3 separate regions of the Homo sapiens genome follow, and all the other regions are linked to region 3. A link is a contact called in ENCODE Hi-C data. All regions are on one chromosome and are shown on one strand. Each heading gives the region's core, a stretch centred on a gene start or an enhancer-like site at or near the end of the contact. The rest is flanking DNA. Distances are from core to core; before and after follow the strand shown. Region 1 has its middle 30 kb from the start of POU2AF1. Region 2 holds the start of POU2AF1 (POU class 2 homeobox associating factor 1). Region 3 overlaps LINC02732 (long intergenic non-protein coding RNA 2732).

Region 1 (3,693 bases), core at 1,001-3,500, 1.0 Mb after region 3:
CCTCCCAAAACACTACGAGCAGATACTTGCCACCTTTTGACTGCAAAAGCTCATCCTCAGAGAGGGTAAGTAACTTGCAGGGCAGTTCCATGGTGGAGCCCATTTGCACCCAGGTGGGGCTGTCTCCAGAGTCCAAGTTCCTAACCACTGTACCTTATTCCTCAGGATATGTGACTTCCAATGAGAATCAGAAGGGCAGGAAAAGTGTGGAGTGTCAGGGTTAGGATGGAGAGGGCACAGAGGCCTCCATGGCCACAGCCCAGTGCCAGGGCAAAGGGGCTCCATCAGTGCAAGTGAAAGAACACTAAGACCCCTCCACTCTGCACAGGCTTACCTCAGCCAGGCCCTTGGAACATGTAGCCTTCCCTGTCCTAAGCCTCCAAGCCCATGTCATAGATGCAAGTCCCAGAGGACAGGTGGAGATGGTTGTGCTGAGTCACTGGAGCTGAGGCCACACTTGATGGGGCAGGAGAAGCAGGAAGCCATCCCCTCTCCTTCTCATTTATTTCCCTTACGTCCTCCCACTTCCTTTTGTCTCCTGTTTGGTGAGATCCCCATTACTACAACCTGCTTAGAGCCCCCTGGGCCTGGCTTACTGCTCCTGGGGAAGAGATGCAGGGGACCTCAAGAAAGGTTCCCAGAAGCAGGTGAGGCTGCTCGGGAATGAGTGGACGAGCAGACTCACTGCGGGGAAAACCAAGAGCTTATAGCTATATGGCTATTGGCCCAGGACCACCTGCCTCCTCCAGCAGCCATCCCTGACATCAGTGTCCTCACCTGCACCATTCAAGAGAGGGTTTCAGACAAACAGGGGACCAGGTGTACAGCTGGAGCAAAGTAGTCAAAACAGAGCACCTTTGCTTTCATTCATTTCTACCTGAAGGTGAGAGGTGCAAAGAGAGATCCTGGATGACCTGAAGACTCTTCTCTCACCAGGAAATTCAGACCCATGAGAGATGGCAACATAAGCTAATGAAGTCATCTTCAGGGCAACCCAAGTGAGCATCGTGCACCTATTCACCTATACAAAGACATTTGTCAAGAACATACTGTGTGCCAGGCACCAGGTAGGTGGGATGACAAATAGAATCCCTACCTTCTAATGAGGGAGGCTTTTGAGTAAGCAAATATTATAAGACAATGGGATTCGTGCTGTGATCAAGGAGACACAAGGTGCTGTGGGAGGAAACAAGATGGCAGCCAATCTGCTAATGGGAGGGTGGATGTGGGCAGGATGCAGTGGACTCTGAGTCGAGTTGAAAAGAAGAAGTGGGAATTGCAGTTAGCCAAGGGAAAAAGTGGGATAACGCCATTTCAGAAGGAGGAAGAGATGGGAATGGGTGTTTATGCAGATGTTTGTGGTTACAGAAAATCAAAGAAGCTCCCATCTGACTGCATATATTTCCTCTGAGAGGGATAGAAGAGGTGGTAGAGGAGAAAAATTTAAAAGTCACCCCTTTAGGAGATGATAGGAGCTGGAAAAGGAGCTGGCTAGGTGCTGTGGTTTAGATATAATTTGACTCCACTGAAACACATGTTGAAATTTCATCCCCACTGTGGTGGTGTTGAAGGCAGGGCCTAATAGGAGCTGGTGAGTCATAGGGGGATCGCTTGTGGTGGGATGGCTTGGTGCCATTCTCAAGGCAATGGGTGAGTTCTTGCTCTTGAGAAATGGATTGGTTCTTGGGAAAATGGATTAGTTCCCATGAGAGTGGGTTCTTATAAAGCCAGGATGTCCCTCAGGTTTGGTCTGTCTTCCCATGTGCCCACTTCCTCTTTGACCTTCTCTGCCTGTCTTGATGCAGCACTAAAGCCCTCACCAGAAGCCAAGCAGACGCCAGCACCATGCTTCTTTTACAGCCTGCAGAACCATGAGCCAAAGAAAATTCTTGTCTTTATAAACTACCTAATCTCAAGGTATTCCTTTATAGCAACACAAACAGACTAAGACACTAGGGATATAAGTCATGCGCACAGGACTCTCCCATGTCAGTATCCTCTTCCTAATGAAGGGTTCAATTGGGATTTCCTATCTTTTGGATGGTTTTGGCATATGAAATGCTGTGTGCTATAGTAGGAAAAAAAGCAATTTCCTGAAACATTTTATGTAAGTTATCTCATTTGATTAACTCTGCTTTACAAATGAATAAGCTAATGTATTGGAGTGATAAGTAACTTGCATAGTGTCACATACTTGGGGAAGTGAAAACCTAAAGAAGGTGAAGGACTCATTCTTCCTGCTTTAGGTGCACGGAAATGATGGAAGTTGAAGACAGATCTCCCTACTCCAAGTCCTAAGTTTTGCACTGTTAAGTCAGAAGACATAGTTCCAGTCTCAGGTCTGTTACTAACCTGCAATAGGCTCTTGAATTAGTCATTTAACTGCTCTAAGCCTCAACTTCCTCATTTGTAAAATGAGTCTATGGGCCTTTCTGAAACTCTTTTTTTTTTTATACAGGGTTTTGGCTCTGTCACCTCAGACTCCCAAGTAGCTTGGACTACAGGTGCACAGCATCACACCCAGCTAATTTTTTAATTTTTTGTAGAGACAGGGATCTTACAATGTTGCCCATGCTGGTCTCAAATTACTGGGCTCAAGCAATCCTCCTGATATAACTAGAGATTCAAGAATGGCCCCTAGAATCCAACCCATGAGCCCTCTAGCCTAGGAATGAGGCTTTGGCAGGAAATATCAAAGATGGGTTTTCTTTCATTTCCACAACCCTATAAGGTTTGGGAATTCCAAATAAACAAATTTACCTTAATAATTTGTTGACCTAATTTGTTGCTGTCTCTCCATGCACGGAGAGATAGCATGCAATGAGTACAAAAGACCAAAAGTAAGCACTATGACCAACTCATTGTGTGCCCTTGGTCAAGGCCACCTCACCTCACTCAGACTCAGTTTATTCAGCTGTGAGATGAAGTAGAAGATCCTTAAAGTCCATCCTACTTTAAATGTCTCCCACAAACCTTAACTCATATAAGCAAATGCATCCTCAACCTGTCTACTGATTTTCCAGTAAGCATTTCTAACTTAACATGTCTAAAACAAAATCCACAATTTTCCCCATCAAATCAGCTCCTCTTGCAAATGGCAATCATATCTAAGTTTCTCGGACAAAAAACTTGGGGTCGTCCTTGGCTTCCCTCCTTTTTTCATCCTCTGCACCCAGCCTGTCAGAAAATCCTATTAATTTTACCTTCAAAATATGTCTAATATACAACTACTTCTCAGCATCTCCGCCGACATTACCACACTAGCCTAAGCTATCATCATTTCTACCCTAGATTAACGTGATCCTTCTCTACCTGGTCTTGTTGCCTCTAATTTTGTTCTTCCACAGTAACAGCAGCCAGAGTGATCCTTTTAAGGCATAACTATGCCCCTGCTTTGTTTTAAACCCTCCAATGGTTTCCCATCCCACTTGGGCGGAGTCTCAAGTTCTCATTCTGACCCACACCCTAATGATCTGGCATCCTCCTGCTCCTTTCTCCTTCTACTCTCCTCCTGTTCATCCTGCTCCTGTCTCCTTCTACTCTCCTCCTGTTCACTCTGCTCCAGGCACACTGACCCCCTTGCCGCTCCTTGAACAGGCCAACCATGGTCCTGCTTAGAGGATTTTGCACTCACTGTCTCCTCTGCTGGGAAAAGATTTACCTGGCATGCTCCTCCTTTCTTCGGGTCACTGA
Region 2 (3,866 bases), core at 702-3,201, 1.0 Mb after region 3:
GAGCCGAGATCGCGCCACTGCACTCCAGCCTGGGCAACAGAGCAACACTCTGTCTCAAAAAACAAACAAACAAACAAAAAAAGTCTGTTCATCTCTTAGAAGGAATTAGAAATGAAAAAATGTACTACAGAACCAAGAGGGGAGAATATGGCAGATGGTGAATGCAGGGAAGCAACTCATATCTCAGAGGCTGATGCAGACAGAGCAATGAACATGACTTCGGTGGCACCTCACTTACTAAGGATAGATCCTCAGTGTGGATATGATTTTTACCCCCACTTAACATACAAAAAACCTAAGGATTGAGAAAAAGGAAAGTGGCTTGCTCATAGAAGGTAGGAGCTGAGGCAAAACTCCTTCCAGGGGCTCACACAAAAATCAAATGATTCAGCCCTGAGTGAAAGGGCACACAGATGCTTAGGGGCCCCCAGTAAAAAGATGAATGCCCACCTGCTCTCATCCACACAGCACTCACAACAGGGTCAGCTGCCATTGTCCCAGAAAGGATAGGCTGCCGCTGCTCCATCGCCTGTTGGGAAGAGTGGCGTGCCAACAATTCTTGAATATTCCTAGTTATCTTGGAAGGAGTCCATAACTCTCAAACCCAAATTAAAGCTCATTTCTCTTTATTTTTTTAAAAAATTGACCTTTTGATATCAAACAATGGTGGGTCTTCACAACCTGAGAAATTTTGAAATCACTCTTCTGTGTTACTGGTTAATCAGCTTAATTCCAGAGAAATTTACATAAGACATAAAGCAAACAATAAATTGGTGATGACAGTGTCACATTTTAATCAATGAAGTTATATTTTCCGAACTTTAGTGGATCCAATCAAGTATCTTTCCATAAAATAAAAACATTCCCTAATATATCTTCTTCTGTAAATCTAGATTCTCTTATATTAAGCTTGCTTGAGGCACAGCATACTAAAATTAATTAAAACGAATTTTAAGGAACCAAGAATCTTTAAGAGAAAGACAGAGCAATTTTTGGTCATTCTTCTTGCTTGAGGAAGTATAGAACTAGCCCCAATAAGGTTCAACTCTCAGAAGCTGATGAGTTGACGCTGTTTACCTCGTGAAAAGAATGTTGTAAATAATCTGTATTATTTCAGTTATTAGTAAGGTAAGTCGCTGTTTGGTCCACATAAAGGAAAATAAAGTTCACAATTGTTTCATCCAACTCCGGGGATAAAAATCAAGGCCAAAGATAAACCCACTGCATCCTTTGCAGTGGGATGGACAAGCCTTGTCACAGAAGGGGAAAAAGAATGACGAAAGGCAAGACAGTGGAGCAAGTGAGGACACGCTTCACCGAGCCAGATCTCCACTCCTCCCAGGGTATCCACAGGGACAAGTCACACCTGGCAGAAAGCTAAGTCACTCAGCTAGAAACAGGCCCAGGGAATTCAACAGAAGGCTGAAGAGCCACTGCTTATGGAAATAAAGCCCCTCCTGTAAAGAACTGCATGGCTTTTCCCTCCCAACCCCAAACCCATCCCACATCTGGCTTTTGTTGTGTGAATCATAAACTGCCCTTTCTTCACCACAGTGATTCATGCACAGAAGCGGAGGTACCCTGAGCCGTCCCACCTTGGAACACTAGTTCGTTCCCCTCCAGCCTGGAAAATCAGCATCACCTCTGACAGGCTGGTTTCTCCACCAGGCTCCATCCCGCCCACCTCCCCCCTCCCTGCTCCGGGGCTTGGAACCCAGACCCCCTCCCCCCGTGGCCCCATCACCTCCACCACCAGCTCCCCAATTCCAGACCAAGCTGTGATCGCCCTGCCCCGCTGGCACTCGCTTGGGTCTGACAGCCACAGCCAAACCACTTACGTTTTTGCCAGAGCATGGCCTGTGACAGGATGTTGCCTTTTCTCTTTGAAGCCGACAGTTTGGCTTCTTTAATGTGAGACCGGGGTGTGTTTTCCTCCAGTGGAGCCACCGCTTGAGCTGAGGCTGTTTCCTGGGCTTTTTAAAGGCCTGGGTTCCCGCTGCGTGGGCCGCGTCATCACATCCTCCCACCTCAGGCACCGGTGCAACGTTTCTGCAGCCAGGCCGCCTGTCACCCCACTGTGCGCGCCCCAGCGGCCCCGGCCCAGAGCGCTCCACACTCGGAGCTAGCCAGCTGGGACAGAGCAACAGCGCAGCGCGGGCAGCCACAGCCTGCACCGGCCCCGCGGGGACCTGCTGTGTGTGGGTGTGAAGGTGGTGTGGGGCAAGCTGTGGGAACCCCGTGTCAAGCCCTCCCCAGGCCAGTGATGAGCCCAAAAGCTCCTCTGGAAAACGTTGATCTTTGCACGGCGCCCATGCAGGCTTCCAGGCCACCAGGGCATGGGCAGGACTCAGCCCGCCATGGGCGCCTGCTCAGCGGGAAATGCGATTCCCAGGGGTCACTGGTTCTCAACTGGGAGGAAACACCTGTCATCTCTTCAAGCCTCAGTAAACAACCTCCTCATTCTTTCAATATTGCTTTTCTGTTTATTCCATTTTGAAACACAGTAGCCCCTCCCCTCGCCCCCAGCCACCCCCAAAATGGCAAGGCTTAATCATGCTGAAATATGGGGGCGCTGGCTCTGATGTCGGCTATGCCCACGGAAAAAGAGGCCAACCCTCAAGGAAGGAAGGAGAACATGCCCGTGCTCTTTGACTGGATCTGGGCTTGTAGGCACAAGATGAACAGAGCCTCTTTGCGAGTGCCCACCCACTGATAACAGGAAGCTTCTTTAAGTAAGTCATGGGCTCACCATCTGGAAGTGTAGATGGTGTTGGCTACCGGTTCCTTCACAGTTTGGAAGCCTTCTGCCACTGCATATCTGAGGTCCACATGCTCAGGCTCCAGGGACTCAGTCAGTTTGGGGTCAAGACCCCTTGGCACACCCCCTAGAGCAGGTGTGGGGCCTTGCTGCTCTGCCATCCATACTGCCTCAGAGCCATCTTGCACCACCTAGACCTGATCATGCTATCCCCTAGCCTACAAAGCATTCACCTTCTCCCTTCAGCCACAGAGCTGGAGGCCTAGAAGGCCTCCCACAATCGAGCCGTTGCCTTCCTTTCCAGCCTCACCACCAACTGCCCTCCTACCACTGGTCCCAGTGCCCTCTAAGCACCACCAAACACCCATGCAATTCCCTGCCTTTGACCTTGCCGTCCTCTCTTGCCGGAAGGACAAACCCCCAGCCCAGAGAATACTTGTTCGTCTTCTCAGATCTTAGAGCACTTTGTTCATTATGTGATGGTGAATTGTCACATGACTCTGACAGTTTCTCAAGGAGGTTTCATCTTTGCCTCTCCAGTGCCCCACACAAGACCTGGAGCATAGTGACCCCCAATAAAAATTCATCTGATAAAGTTATGAATTACTGTCTCTAATCGGTTGCTGATTTGAGGGCAGGTCTTGAGGAGAAATGCTGTCAACATTTTATAAATGATTCACTTAAAAGCCAGAGAAGGCTGTCTCCTGGCTGCCTATAAGCCCTCCCCGCAAAGCCTCTGAAGTTCAGGACAGTGGAGGCCCCCATGCTGTGGTGGCTGGCAGCCCACACCCTGGCCTGGCAGGGGGCAGCATCTCAAGGCCTTGGGCTGCGCCAAGGAGTTTCCATGAGAAACAGAGGCACATCCCTCAGGCCTGCCTCAGTCACAGGAGACGTGGGTTCCCATGAAGGCTCTGACACTCACTCACTGTGTCCCCTTCAACAAGTCACATAACTCTTCTAGCCTCAGTTTCCTCATCTATAAAATGAAGAACCAGTTCTGTGAGTGTCTCACAGGTTCGTAGGAGGATATGTGGCCTCGCTGGTCCTCTCTCCCACGGGTCTGTCTTTTGTCTCTTTTGGTCATGTCTTATTCTCTCCAAGTCCGTGA
Region 3 (3,367 bases), core at 99-2,598:
CTTTCCGTGTTTTCCTCTAGTGCCTTGCAATTTCCTTTTAGCATTTCAATCTTTGATCTAATTGGAATCTATTTCAGAATGGAGCTTCCTTGTTATCCCAAATGCCAATTTTTAATTTTATTATTTTATTTTATTTTTTTGAGATGGAATCTTGCTCTGTCACCCAGGCTGGGGTACGGTGGCACAATCTCAGCTCACTGCAACATCCACTTCCCGGGTTCAAGTGATTCTCCTGCCTTAGCCTCCTGAGTAGCGGAGATTACAGATGCCCACATCCAAGGTGGCTAATTTTTTTTTCTTTTTTGTATTTTCAGTAGAGATGGGGTTTTGCCATGTTGGCCAGGCTGGTCTTGAATTCCTGACCTCAAGTGATCCGCCCATCTCGGCCTCCCAAAGTGCTGGGAGTACAGACATGAGCCACCATGCCCGGTTGCCAATTTTAAAATATTTTGTCTTTTCTCCCTGGATATGAAATAAAAGTGATTAGGTCTTAAGATAAAAAAATTAAAACACATTTATTTTCCTGTAACATGCAAAAATGCAAAAAAAAAAAAAAAGAAAGTAAAATAAAATAGATATAATTTTGGAGAAATTGCCTTTGCTCACTGTGGATTCTGGAGGGTGTGAGTGATGGACAGGTCCATCTGTGCATGGAGAATGGAAAGCCCCTTCTCCAGGATCACCCTTTACCTTAGGAGAACACCTCAGCTCCAGGCACCAAGCAGGAGTATCATAGGCACTTAGCTTTACTCCTATAGACAAATAAGAGTGGGGAGACTATGTGGTAAGGAATGATACCCTTACACTCTTTCCAGCCCTTCCCAGTCTTACAAGGAGTGACACACTTGGTGGCCTTCAAGCCTGTCACTGCAATTCATGCAGTGGGTGGTAAGAGGACAAAGCACGCTAGGTCCCTGATCCGACCTCCCAGGGATGACAGGTCTGGCTACTCCTCAAACTGAACCTGAAAGAATGCAAATGGTTCAAGTTTTCACCCTGATTCTGGCACACCCCGAGGCAAAAATAGCCATTTGCCTTCATACGAGCTTCTGTGTAGGCTGTGAATAAGGAGGTTTCTATCTCAGCTTTCTTTTTGCTCATTTAAAGACAACTGAGAGTACGACAGGGTAATTGTTTTGTTTTAAAGCACTGTAATTTAGTTCCTTTCTGGACCTTCTATGTATGAGTCATTTTCTGTAGCAGTACTAAGAGATGCAAATAGAAAAACATTATTTCTGAAAGCTTGAGATTTCAAGCTGGGCCTTTTATTCACATTCTCTTGCTAGTTTTAGTTTTACTTGTGACATTCATGTTATTAGAAGAATGACACAATTTCAATCACATTTTTGTCCCATGTACTAATGTAGCAAACAATTTCACAACCTTCCCTTTCTTTTACATGTGAGTCATTATCATTTGGTTTTGTTCTCCTTTACTCCTGAACTCACTATCTCCTGATCACATGTATACACATTTCTCTGATATCCTAGATCTTTATGGGTGATCAAGATTTTTGTATATTCTGTTTTGTTGCTTTCATACCCGCTAGTATCCTTTTTAAGTTTGACTCTTTTATACTTTGGGAGATGCCAAACAAATACTTCAGGAGAAAGGAGGCAGTGTGTTGAAAGGAAGTTGACAAAGCAAGAAGAAAAGAAGAAGAAGATATAAGGAGGAAACGTAGTGGCTCTTAAACAAAGATCTTGCATCTTTTCCTTCTTTAATTTTTTTTTTTTTTTTTTTTTTTTTTGGTTTGAGACAGAGTGTCACTCTGTCATCCAGGCTGGAGTACGGTGGTGCAACCTTGGCTCACTGCAACCTCCACCTGCTGGGTTCAAGCGATTCTCCTGCTTCAGCCTCCTGAGTAGCTGGGACTACAGGCGCAGGTTACCACGCCTGGCTAATTTTTGTATTTTTAGTGGAGGTGGGTTTCACCATGTGGGCCAGGCTGGTCTCGAACTCCTGACCTCAAATGATCCACCCACCTCGGCCTCCCAAAGTGCTGGGATTACAAAACAGAATTGCTTGAACCCAGGAGGGAGAGGTTGCAGTGAGCTGAGATGGCGCCACTGCACTCTAGCCTGGGCAACAGAGCGAGACTCCATCTCAAAAACAAACAAACAAACAAACCAAACCCAACTTTGAACCCAGAATCAGAAAGCAGATTTAATTTGGAACTCTATAGAATGTCTGCACATGAACAGATGCCATAGCCGTAACAAAAATTAGGGCCACAGCCACTTTTCTTGCATCTCCTCCTTCCTCCTTTTTTCTTTGGCTTTCTTGTATAAACCTTAGCATAAGGCATGGTTGCTTGGTTTACAAAATATTTGTTTATGAAAGTTGCAAAGGTGAGAAGAGGGATTTCAGAATCAGAAAGACTGGGTTTCAAATTTTGGCTTTGCTCTGTGACCTTTGGCAAATTATATAACTTCATTAAGCTTCAGCTTTTCCCTAGTAAATATTTGACTGATGAGAGGTAAATGAGAAAATGTGTATAAAAATCTTAGTATAGTGCTTAGCATTTCAAGCAACCCAGAATATCAACTAATTTGTTAAATGAATATTTCTTGAATATTTACTGTATGCTGAACTGTCTGCCAGGTTGAGGCTGCTGTGGTGAATTGGACAGGAAAGATTCCTGGCCTTGTGGAGCTTGCATTCTGGTGGGAAAAACAGACAATAAACATGTAAACAAATCAATAAAATAACCAGATGGTGAGAAGCCCTGAAAGAAATAAAAAAAAAAGTGTGTTATTAAGAACAGCAGGGAGGATCTGTGTCCTATGCTGGGGAAGTCAGGGAAGATTTCACAGCAGCCTGAAGAATGAGAAAGAGCCAGCTGTACTATGAGCTGTTTAAGACAGAGGAAATTGGGTCACTGGCTTAGAGAGAGATTGGGTTCTACTCACTGTCAGAGGCCAGCAGTGCAAGGTTCCTCCTTATCTTCTTATGGCCTGTGTCCTTCTATAGCCCTGGCCACTGAGAATTGGCTCAGACTGTGACTGTGACTTGCTGTCCTCAACTTCCTTATCCAACTGAAATTGGATGGTCCATCATAGTCACCCTCTTGAATAGATCCCAAACTCCCTTGTCCTTTTAATTGTACTTTAAACTCACTTGGCCAAACTCCAACCCTGGTTAAATCCAGCTCTCTGCCCTACTCCATGTCTTTGCCCATTGAGTATGGTGGAAGAATAGCCCACAATCTCATTGGCTGGTTCTATGGTCTGAATGTTGGTATGCTTTCCAAAATCATAGGCTGAAACTTAATCCTCAATGTCATAGCATGGAGGTGGAGACTTTGGGGGAAGTGATTAAGTCATGAAGACTGCCTTCATAAATGGGATAATGTAAAGGAGATTAA

Evidence for each region. Hi-C counts contacts between places; a loop is a spot of excess contacts on that map. Pooled maps may share reads with other maps.
Region 1: a loop to region 3 is called in a pooled map, with 4 times the contacts of the local background. The contact joins two enhancer-like sites. A Hi-C loop is called at or near these places in 9 of 37 single-sample maps with no recorded cell type and 3 of 50 pooled maps.
Region 2: a map with no recorded cell type shows a loop between it and region 3 (13-fold over the local background). The contact joins the promoter of POU2AF1 here to the enhancer-like site in region 3. A Hi-C loop is called at or near these places in 5 of 37 single-sample maps with no recorded cell type and 6 of 50 pooled maps.

The regions. Positions count from the first base shown.
Region 1 is chr11:111,407,743-111,411,435 of GRCh38, forward strand. It overlaps a transcript of BTG4 not described here. Among named protein-coding and RNA genes, the nearest start is that of POU2AF1, 30 kb to the left of the region's middle. RefSeq lists an enhancer at 2,175-2,234. Within about 2 kb of position 2,251, at least 3 of the 41 ENCODE cell types and tissues checked have a DNase peak (open chromatin) inside an H3K27ac peak, as active enhancers do.
Region 2 is chr11:111,377,324-111,381,189 of GRCh38, forward strand. It overlaps POU2AF1 (POU class 2 homeobox associating factor 1), which reads right to left and starts at 1,952. Exons shown (of 5, transcript NM_006235.3): 1 at 1,839-1,952. The coding sequence starts at 1,854. RefSeq lists enhancers at 1,879-1,928, 2,579-2,668, 2,889-3,108.
Region 3 is chr11:110,372,228-110,375,594 of GRCh38, forward strand. The region is part of intron 2 of LINC02732 (long intergenic non-protein coding RNA 2732); the gene reads left to right. All of the region lies in intron 1 of LOC107984385 (a long non-coding RNA gene), which reads right to left. Among named protein-coding and RNA genes, the nearest start is that of LINC02732, 19 kb to the left of the region's middle. Within about 2 kb of position 1,349, at least 3 of the 41 ENCODE cell types and tissues checked have a DNase peak (open chromatin) inside an H3K27ac peak, as active enhancers do.